Regions from separate parts of the Mus musculus genome. Here region 1 is linked to region 2. Evidence: chromatin loops called from intact Hi-C (ENCODE). Cell type or tissue: heart. All regions are shown on one strand. Links, peaks and the distances in the headings refer to the core of each region. The heading gives the core; the rest is flanking DNA.

The links. Hi-C counts contacts between places; a loop is a spot of excess contacts. Peaks named below come from ENCODE experiments on the same cell type or tissue, not always from the same donor. Only the 100,000 strongest peaks of a DNase experiment are listed, where the experiment ranks them.
Region 1: it touches region 2 in a loop (6-fold over the local background); 14 of 42 quality-filtered maps call a loop at or near these places.

The regions. Positions count from the first base shown.
Region 1 is chr1:154,116,400-154,121,283 of GRCm38, reverse strand. LOC108167736 (a long non-coding RNA gene) reads left to right here and starts at 3,431. Exons shown (of 4, transcript NR_168298.1): 1 at 3,431-3,844. In heart, for the core only: CTCF peaks have their summits at 2,436 (motif pointing right) and 3,030 (motif pointing right); DNase peaks (open chromatin) are centred at 2,463, 3,023 and 3,343; H3K4me3 peaks cover 599 bases; H3K27ac peaks cover 275 bases.
Region 2 is chr1:154,030,032-154,034,915 of GRCm38, reverse strand. All of the region lies in intron 3 of LOC108167736 (a long non-coding RNA gene), which reads left to right. Among named protein-coding and RNA genes, the nearest start is that of Gm46165, 31 kb to the left of the region's middle. In heart, for the core only: a CTCF peak has its summit at 2,189; a DNase peak (open chromatin) is centred at 2,105; H3K4me3 peaks cover 403 bases; H3K27ac peaks cover 809 bases.

The DNA of each region.
Region 1 (4,884 bases), core at 940-3,439, 87 kb before region 2:
AGCACCCATGATTGATCTCCCTCCCGGGCTAACTCCCCTGCTCTTGCTGAATATGGTCATTTTCTCTGATATGTATCTCATGTCTTCTAAGACAACCTCAACTCCCAGGCCTGTAAAGGAACCTGTTTGCTACCTCATCTCCTGGTCCATTGCTATCTCGTACAGTTGGTTTTGCTGAGATTTAGGAAGTATCAGCATTTTTTTTTGTCTTTTTGAAAAAAAAAAACTTTGCTCTGTTATTTATCAAGGTTACCTCTATCTGTAGTATAGATCAGTATAGATTCCATACTGAGCTGAAGTCTTAAAGTCAGACAGCATGCTTTGTGTCTTATTTCATCATGGGAATTGGTCTTTTGCCAGGAGGTGGAGGCTGGCCAAGGAAGGCTCTGTTCCTGGGCTGCTTGGATGAGAAACGTTCTTCCCCAAGGCCAGAATTCAAGCACTTCTGTGGTTAGCTTGCCAATTCTCCCCACCCCCTCCATGCTTCAGTGACTTTTCATTCCTAGCCAGGTTTTGAGTTAAACAGACAGACTGTACATCTGAAAACTAACCTGGCCCTCCAGATGATTGTACAAAATAGGACACTGGGTGCTTGCTCACATAATATGGACCTGGTGGTTTCCTCATCCAAACTGACACCTTATTTAATTATCCTAGGAAGAAGAAAATCCACCTTGAGTATACTGAGTTTATAGCTGCCTTTCGTGTCAGTGAATATCTTACGAGATCTCTGTCTCAAGTGCCATGTTTTGTGCTTAGAATCCAAACCATGACTGACGCTTGCTGAGTCTGCCTCCATTGTGTACTTCCCAAGTCTGGGTTCTGAAGTCAATTCTGTGTTAGTTCTTTATTGCTATGACAGAATATCTGAGAGAAGGAGAAGAGCAAGGATCTCGGTTGGCTCATGGCTTGAAGGACACAGTCTACCCTGGTCAGGAAGGTATAGCAGTGAACGGCTCTTTGGCCTTGGAAAGCTTGTCTCAAAGCTAACATCTCAGTGATACTGGACCAGGTACAATCTGCCTTTGAAGGGCTCTGTCGTCCAGCTAGGCCCCATGTCCCGAACATTTCCACAAATGCCCAAAACAGTGCCACCAACAGGGGTCTACATATTCAAATGCATGGGTCAATGGGAACGAAGTTAACAAATCTACCTGGAAACAGTAGGAAGAGATTGAAAACCTTTAAGCAATGAGCTGTGGTGTCTCTCTCTACTCCTTATCCGACCTCTTTATCTACTTGGCGTGACCCTTACACTCTGGCTCTCACCTTCTGTCTTGCAATGAACACTCACCCTTGCCACTTTGAGAAAACTCTTCTCTCTCAAGCTCACCATCAACACCAACTGGCCCCAGGCTGACTCTCCCACTGTGATTGGTCAGGTTCTGTGGATGAGAACTGGACTTTGAGTCACACTATCCTTGTCAAAAGCAGAAAACTCATCTAACGTCCTCAGTGAGGGCTCTCGGGCATGAAAGGCCCTTGCTGCACAATTGGACTGCACTGGTGCGCCCAGACTCAGCCCTTGGATACAGGCACTGACTGGGTGTTGTCGGGAAGCACAGACTGAGTAGTCCACATTGTGTCTCTCACACAGGACCAAACCAAACTTTCTGCAACATGTTCTAAATATGTGGAGGAAGGAAGGTAGATCCTCTAAAGCGGTAGAAAGGACTCTTGAGACAGCTCCGCCGCGGGTAAAGGCCTTACAGGCAAGCCCAGAGACAGAGCTCAAGTCCCGGACCCCACCGGGGGAAAGAAGAAAGCCAACCCCAGAGACTTGGCATTTTACCCCCGAACACACTGTTGCACGTGCATGCCTGCACACATAAATAAACAAGCAAACAAAAACCCACAGGAAGCAACAACAAAGATCAATGGAATTTCATAATTTAAACAAGAAAGAAAATTGTAGGGGAAAGATTCAACGGAGAAGAGGCTATACAAGAAACAGAGAGCCAGATCTGTCTGAAAACAATGCTGAGGGTGCTTGGCAAGACGAAGAAGCAGCGCGACTTGTGCCAGCCCAGCCAGGGAAAAGCTGCGAGACCCTGTCGCTATACAAATAAAATAAAATTCAAAAATCCTAGGTGGGTATCTACATATAAAACTGACTCTCTTCTATAAACATATGTTCAATAATATTGACTTATTTAAAATATTTTCTTGTTATTTAATCATCATTTTTAGATTGTGAGTTTTTTTTTTTAAATATAGTGTTCCTGTATATTTCAAATAATGGGCTCAAACAACTGCAGCAAGTGTGGCCTTTCAAATGGGGGATATATTATAAATTTAGAAGTATTTAGCTTTTGTTGGGTTTTGTTCATGAATAAATTAAAGTCTTGCCTTTAAAAAAAATAGACTGAAGAAATGTGGAGAGGCAAACAGGCAAGTTGAGTGGAGCAAGCTATGTTGTTATGCAGTCAGAGCCAGCAGGTGGCGATAGAGTAGAGGCAGCGGAAAAAGGTGTCCGCTGGTATGACAGGTGCCCAGCAGGACATTCCAGGGGTAGTGGCAAAGACTTGAGGACTACTACAGTCTTCACATTCCTGAACATCATCCTCTGAGTTCTAAACTAAAATGCATGTTCTATACTGTCTCACAATGACTAAATTCCCCGGCTGGCTTCTAGTTAACTTTATAAACAAATGGGGCTGGTGTGGTATTATGCAACGCAAGGTGTCACTGACCTGGGGGAAGGAAAAGAGCTGTTTGCTTCCCATTTTATGATTGAGTGCAATTTCGTAGTGTGACCCCCGTGTGTATGAGCCTCACACTGCGCCTTGCACACAGCACATCCGCGGCCTCCTTGGCTTCCTTCTTTCCAAACTCTGTTCACCTCACAGCCCCTTAGTTGGTTGTCCCCTGTCCCTCTGAAGTAAAGTTCTTGGCCTTGGAAAGCCAGCAGCCCCTCTGGCCAGAGACCTTTCTGTCCTTCAGCCTTTGTTGTTCCAGATTTCTCGCTGTGAGGCCTCAGCAGTTGCCAGAGGCCACCCTAGGAGCTGGGATCTCAGTGCACAAACAGTGTTATGCATTTGTCTCCTCCTGGGGGCAGCATCCTCCTCACCCCCACACAGGCTCAAACTGAGCATATGTACGGGCACGCGAGCACACACACACACACACACACACACACACACACACACACACACACACACACACACGCACACACGCAATACTCCCTTCCTCATAACCTGTTTCTCATCTGCCCCGGAACAATCTCCAATTCCTCTTTCCTGCCTGGTCTAATCAGCTTCGCCTCTGGGCCTTGGCGTCCCCCGGTATGCAAGCCAGAGGTTTGCACAGTTGATCAGATTGTAGGGAACACTATGTTTCTTCCCCTGCCGCGGCTTGTTTTCTTCAAGGGCCAAGGCCAGCCGGCTGAGCTGTCTTCCTTTTGCCCTCCTTCTCTCTCTTGCACGTGGCCCAGCTTGCGCTGGTGTCTAGAAAAGTCTGCACGGCAGAGCTGACTCTCGGGGAGCTTGCACTTCAAAAAAAAAAATCGCTGTTGGGAGACAGACAGGGTGCTGCATTGCCAATTCGGGGCAAGCCCACCTTGAGGAGGAAGGCGGGATGGGGGTGGTACACACCTCAGAGTTCTGGCCAGAATTCTTGTTTTGCTGCCGCTGGGTTTTTCCCTAAGCAGAACAGGTTTTTCTCAGGCCAGCCAGGCTGCCATGAACTTCTGGTCCCTTCAAGCAGTAAACACCACCAGCCACGGGTTTCAATCTGCACTCTGGCGCCTCTTCCTCGTTTTCTTTCAAACTGCGGGTTTGAAAAATTGGAACGCTCGGACTGGAGAGGAGGCTCGGAATTAAGAGCACTCGCTGCTCTTGCAAAGGTACAAAGTCCGAGATTTCCTTCCCAGCAACCACATTGACACAGTGTTGTCTCCAGGGGTCTAGATGGGATTCATCTTCTCTTCTCGTTAGAGAATTAAAAGGTGGGGAAATTTTCCAGCTGGACAGGTAGCCACAGATAAATCTCAAACACAGCATGTAGGATCAGTAGTTGAAGAAAGGCATATATGGGGGTGTGGGGGGGTTGCGGGGTGAGGAGACACACACACAGAGCAGACGCACAGAGAAAAAGACCCCTCGATTTTTGGAAAGGGGTCTCGGGAACCTGAAAACCCAGTCTCTTCTAGAAGACTGGGCTTTTTAAGTCTCTGAAGGCTCTTTGTCCTCTCGCTTAGGGTTGGTTAGCTTGAAGAAAGACAGTACAGTTGACTAGCCTACGACTGTTGTGCAAACACAGTCTGATTGAACCAGCACACACACACACACACACACCTTTTTTTTTAGCTGCTAGGCTTTTGTCTCAGATCAGGATGGTGAGAAAGAACTCTCAGAAGTTCACCATGTTTATCACCTATCAAAAACGCTCCTACACATAGAACAAATTAAATAAACCAAATAGACCATTTTCACATGGCAAGATAGAATAGCAAGGATAAGGACAGGTCTTGGACGTAAAAATAATCTTTAAAATAGTGTTTATTGAGCCTCCTGGTGTTACCAGAAAATTGGGGTTCCTTCTTTTAGTTCTTAGTCTTGTCAATAAAAAAAGAGCTTGAAATGGACTCACTAAGAAGCTTGGAGACAATTTTAAGAGAGTTTGAGAGAAAACAACAGCATAGGTAAACAGTAATTCCTAGCGGCTATGGAGGAAGGATGTTAAAGAGAGGAAAAAAGCTCTCGAGCTGGGTTGGCATGGTCAGCAACAGAGGTCATGAAGTGTCCACAAGGCAGCAGGCAGCTGTGGCTTCAGAGAACATGAGAGAGCGCCAAAGCACCAGAGAAAACATGCTTAGGTCCTAACCAAGATTGGAAAGAAAAAGACAGCAAAGAAGAGAAGGGGGAAGCTAAACCTCAGAAAACT
Region 2 (4,884 bases), core at 1,202-3,701:
TTACACACACACACACACACACACACACACACACACACACACACACACACACACACCCCTCCTCTGGCCTTGCACATCTTAGTTGGAGTATAAACGATGACTTGCTTCTAGAACCTTGACTACAGAGCAGTCTGGGAAGAACTCTGCTCCCAACCTGTTCTCCCTCAGACTGAGGCTGGGTCCAGGAAGCCAACCTACACACTGAATAAAAGGTCGTAGTCTATGTACTTCGCTATGAACTCTATACCAGGTTTGCTGCCCAACACTAAGTAAGTCAGGAACAACTGAGGAAGCAGAGCCCAAAGATCCTGTGTATCCCAGTCACAGAGTAAGGAGTGAACCTGGATGGGTGTGAGTTCTAGCTTACCCTGAGCCAAGCTCTCAGCCTTCCCTCCTCCCCTAGGGTATGGCCACACCTCTTGATGGCTACTAGAGGAATTCACTTATGGGATTAAACTAAACCTTGAATGCTTTGGCCTAACGACTGTCTCATCTTCTGTGTAAGAGCCAGGTCAGGAGGCAGGAGGCTGACTGAGCCACACAGCGGGGCATGCTCACTGTGCAGGGTGAGGCAGAGCTGTGTACACAAGTCGGAACTGTGGCTAGAAACTAGGGGAAAGGCCACCTTGCTGATTTGGATCTGCGCCACCACTTCCTGCCCCGACAAAAAGGCTGACGTTGTTGATGTCGACTGGCCTAACAAGGAAAAAGGACCCATGGATCCACCCAAGAGACCTTTTGTCTTTAGGTGAGAATGAAAATGTATCTTAGAGGAGAAAGAAACACATAGCATGTGAAGTCAAGCGCTCTGTGGCCTGTGATAATGGCTCTTGAGGGTGCTGACTGCTGATAAGCACGGACGCTGGCCTCGGCAGAAGCTGCGGCATGTCACTGCCCCCAGCACACACAGTGACTGTGCAGGTTCTCAAACGTCTACCATGCAAAGTGCCTTGTCCAACTCTTAGATGCTAGCCAGTCTCAGATGCTGTGCCTGGGAAGTCTCACTTTCCAGAACAGTAACTAAGGTCTGAATTTGGACCTGAGATGCTAGAGTCAGCAAACATGAACATAGTACACACAGACACAGACACACACACACACAGACACAGACACACACACACACACACACATTTGTTCATACACAAATTCACACACATACTTGGACACACATACACAGACCATGTTAATACTTGTAGAAACAGAAATATATTCACCCCAAATAAACACACTACATATACACTCACTCCACACAGAAACAGATACACAAATATAGAGCATAGATACGACACACACAATCATATAAACATTCAAAAATATCAAACATAGATAGAAACATATAATGCATATATGTTGGATGCGTCATATACATATCCCACAGAGACACACAGATAAACACTGCACACAGGTCTTATACACTAGATCACCACAATGTACACATACAGAGACGAAATGTAACATACTACTTGACACAAAGCTTTGGTTATGTTAGCTATGTATATAGGAGATAAGTATTTAAAAAAAAAAGAGGAAAGAAAATCAAAATGCAGCAAAAAAGTTATAAACTTGAAGAATCCTTGTTTAAAATGAACATATAAGATTCACTGTAACAAGAGAGCAGTAACAGGAACATAAATAGTTGACTTGAAATGGGTTGTTCTGTTCTAACAGGTTTTTGCTGTTGTTTTGTTTTGTTTTTTTTCAAGACAGAGTTTCTCTGTGAACTTCCGGTTGTAGACCAGGGTGGCCTCGAACTCAGAGATTCTCCGGTCTCTGCCTCTCAAATGCTGGGTTTAAAGGTGAGTGCCACACTGGCCGGCTCTAACAGTGCTTTTTATTAAGTGATGGTTCTTCTGTCCCTGTGCACTCACCGCGGCTGCTGAATATTGCCTGCTGAATTGCATCTCCTGAGTCTCTGGTATATCTACCACTCCCGCCCCCACTCTAGCCCCACGTGTCTGTTGAAGGAGCAACCCCTGCATAGCCTTTTCGGTGCCTGCTTGGACAGTGTTTGCCACTTCCTTCTTCCCCGTCTCCTTCCCTGCACCCTCCCTGCCCAAGTCAGGAAAGTCCCAGGGTGCTTGCCTCACAATACAAACCGGGAAGTTCAAGGATCCGATGCTGACCCTGGACATCAACTTCCCAGAATCCTGAGTCAGATGAAGCGCGTCACAGTTTAGCTCGGTGTGCCTAGGGGGCGCTCCGGTCCAGGAATTAAACTTCTTAACCGTTCCCTTTAGTATTTCAAGTTCCAGTAGGGAAGGGCTAGAGACTAAAATTAAGGGAGCCAGCAGGTGAGATGACAGCTGGAGCCTAGTAAAGAAGGGGTGGGTTGCTTAGGAATATGCCTCCAAGGTCTACTGTCTCTCTGAACTTCAAAGCTATAGGTGGCCCCACAGGACAACTCTCCCAGATGCTAAATCTGAGGCCAGAAGATGGAAGTCACATACTTACAGTCAGACCTAATTTGAAGCAATGGGTAACAGCAAATGTCAGAGTCACCCTTTGACGGAGCCACGGGTACTATCTTCATCTCCCCATTGCACAGTATTTTTCCATTAGTTCGAAATATGGATATTACCCTGCAGATGACATTTTACTAGAGAATTAAATAACTGCACTTTGTGCTTGATTATAAGAATGTAGAAGGACATATTAAAAGGAGTAAGTAAACTGCTACATACAAGTGTGCACTCCCTTGAGAGCCCTCAAAATACAGAACTCCAAATTTAAAAACACATTAAAGTGTGATTGCTTCCTTAGAAAATGTGTCATTTAGAGAGTTTGTTTTATTGTGTTATAATAGAACATTCTCGCTACATATTTCTTTCTTTTTCCTTTCTCTTCTTTTTTCTTTCTTTATTTGTTTTTCAAAACAGAGTTTCTCTATGTAGCCCTGGCTGTTTTAGACCTAGCCCTGTAAACCAGGCTAGCCTAGATCTCAGAGGTCCACCTACCTCTGCCTCCCCAGTGCTAGGACTAAAGGCATGCGTGTATCACCATAGCCACCTTCTCACTGTCTATTTCACCTCTGAGTTTTTCATCTAAAAAGGAGTAGGGGGTGGAACTCAAGGAACATGAGGAATGTGGATGAACTCATGTAACCTTTGGGCACTCGCATAATTTACAAACTAAGTGGGTATTACTGGGTTTTATTTATTTATTTTTAAACAGCAACATGTAGAGGTATTCGTAGAATAGCAACGTTGAACCAGTCCTACCTTCCATGCGAGCTCCTCATTCATAAGAGGCCCTGAGCCCCTGTGAGCCACTGTCTTCTCTAGAAAGTAAGAGTCCGAATCTGATGAGCTGTGTATCCCGCCGACAAGGTAAACCACAGTGCTGAATCCCCCTGGTACAGAAGTCACCCTAGGCTTGTCTCCACCTTCCTTTGGGGGAGGGGGTGCAGATTACTCTCCTTCCCAGACGCTCAGTTCTCGAGAATATAATGCAATACAGGTGCACTGGAATATTAAATAAGATAGGAAAGATAACATGTCTTGACATTGCCTGTTCCATCACAAGTACTCAGCCATTCTGGTTTTATCTCTTCTTCCAGCATTGGTGCTCCCCCATTGGACAATTGCATTAATATTAGGAAGAACTCACTGACTGAACCTGGTGGAATACACCTGTACTCTCAGGACTTGGAAGGCTCAGATGGGAAGGCATGAGTTTAAGAACAGCCTCTGCTACGCAGGTCCTTGTTTCACGATAGATAGATAGATAGATAGATAGATAGATAGATAGATAGATAGACAGATAGACAGCATCCTTCTGCACCAGGCTATCAGCCTGTGGATGTGGGTAGAAGACTCTGGCTCCTGGCTTCCTTAAAAAGCCCATGACTTTCAGTGTGTCTGGAGCCAAAGCCATTATGGGAAGTAGAGAGCCCTGCATACTCTTGGCCTCAACGAGTAGCTTTCAGTAGCAGGATTTTTACCCTGTCATTGGTTTGATTTTGTTTTCTTTCCTCTGCATTTACCTTTGCTCACTCTTACGCGGAGCTTACTTCATTTCGTTGAGATTTCCTTGACTGTTCCTCCCTTCACTCATGCTGCTGCTTCCTGCTTGGGTGTCCCTAGGCTCCCACCCCTTGCATTTGGCTAATCCCTCAGGGGGTTCAGCTTTCCTTCATGGAAATTTTTCTAACCCCTGACCACTCTCGCTATTTGTTTTCATAGCACCTTGTGCTTCTCCTTCCTTGACCTTATAGTACCATTACATAAGCATCCGTGTCCTGCTGGTCTGCCTCCTCCGCCAGGCTGAAAGTTCACAGAAGCAGCGAGCTTCTTTATTTGATTCCTTGGCATATCACAGGGCTCCATAATGTGAGTGGACTGAATGGATGGGTAAATGAACGGACTCCCAGAGGTCACTGCCATCCACATGAGGTGAACCACTCAAGAGTAGCAGGTCTATTTTCCCATATGCACTTCTATCTTTGCACTTGTTTCCAGGATTCCTCCAAATGGTCTTTCCCCTACATACTTAAAGGAATGAATTGATTTATTAGCCACATGAAAAATCCAACCACAGAATCCTGATTCAAACTTTCGCTCCAACAGTCATATTAACCTCCGTGGCTTCTACTGATGCATCTGATCTACTTTAGAGCATTCAAAAGGAGCAGGAGTTACTGATAACCAACTCTTAGCCTTCATGTTTAATCACATTTAATAAAGATCCTAGATTCACCCTCTTGAGAATTCCAACATTGATTGAGCCTCCAGTTAATCAAGTAAGCAGTTAGTCAGGCAGGCAGGAATTCTTTAATAGCAACCCATGTGCTTACCTAGAATCAGTCTTTCACTTTAACGGCATCTGCAACTAGAGAAAGAAAAGAAAAAGCAGAACTACAGGTTCCTCTGAATCATGGCCCAGCCC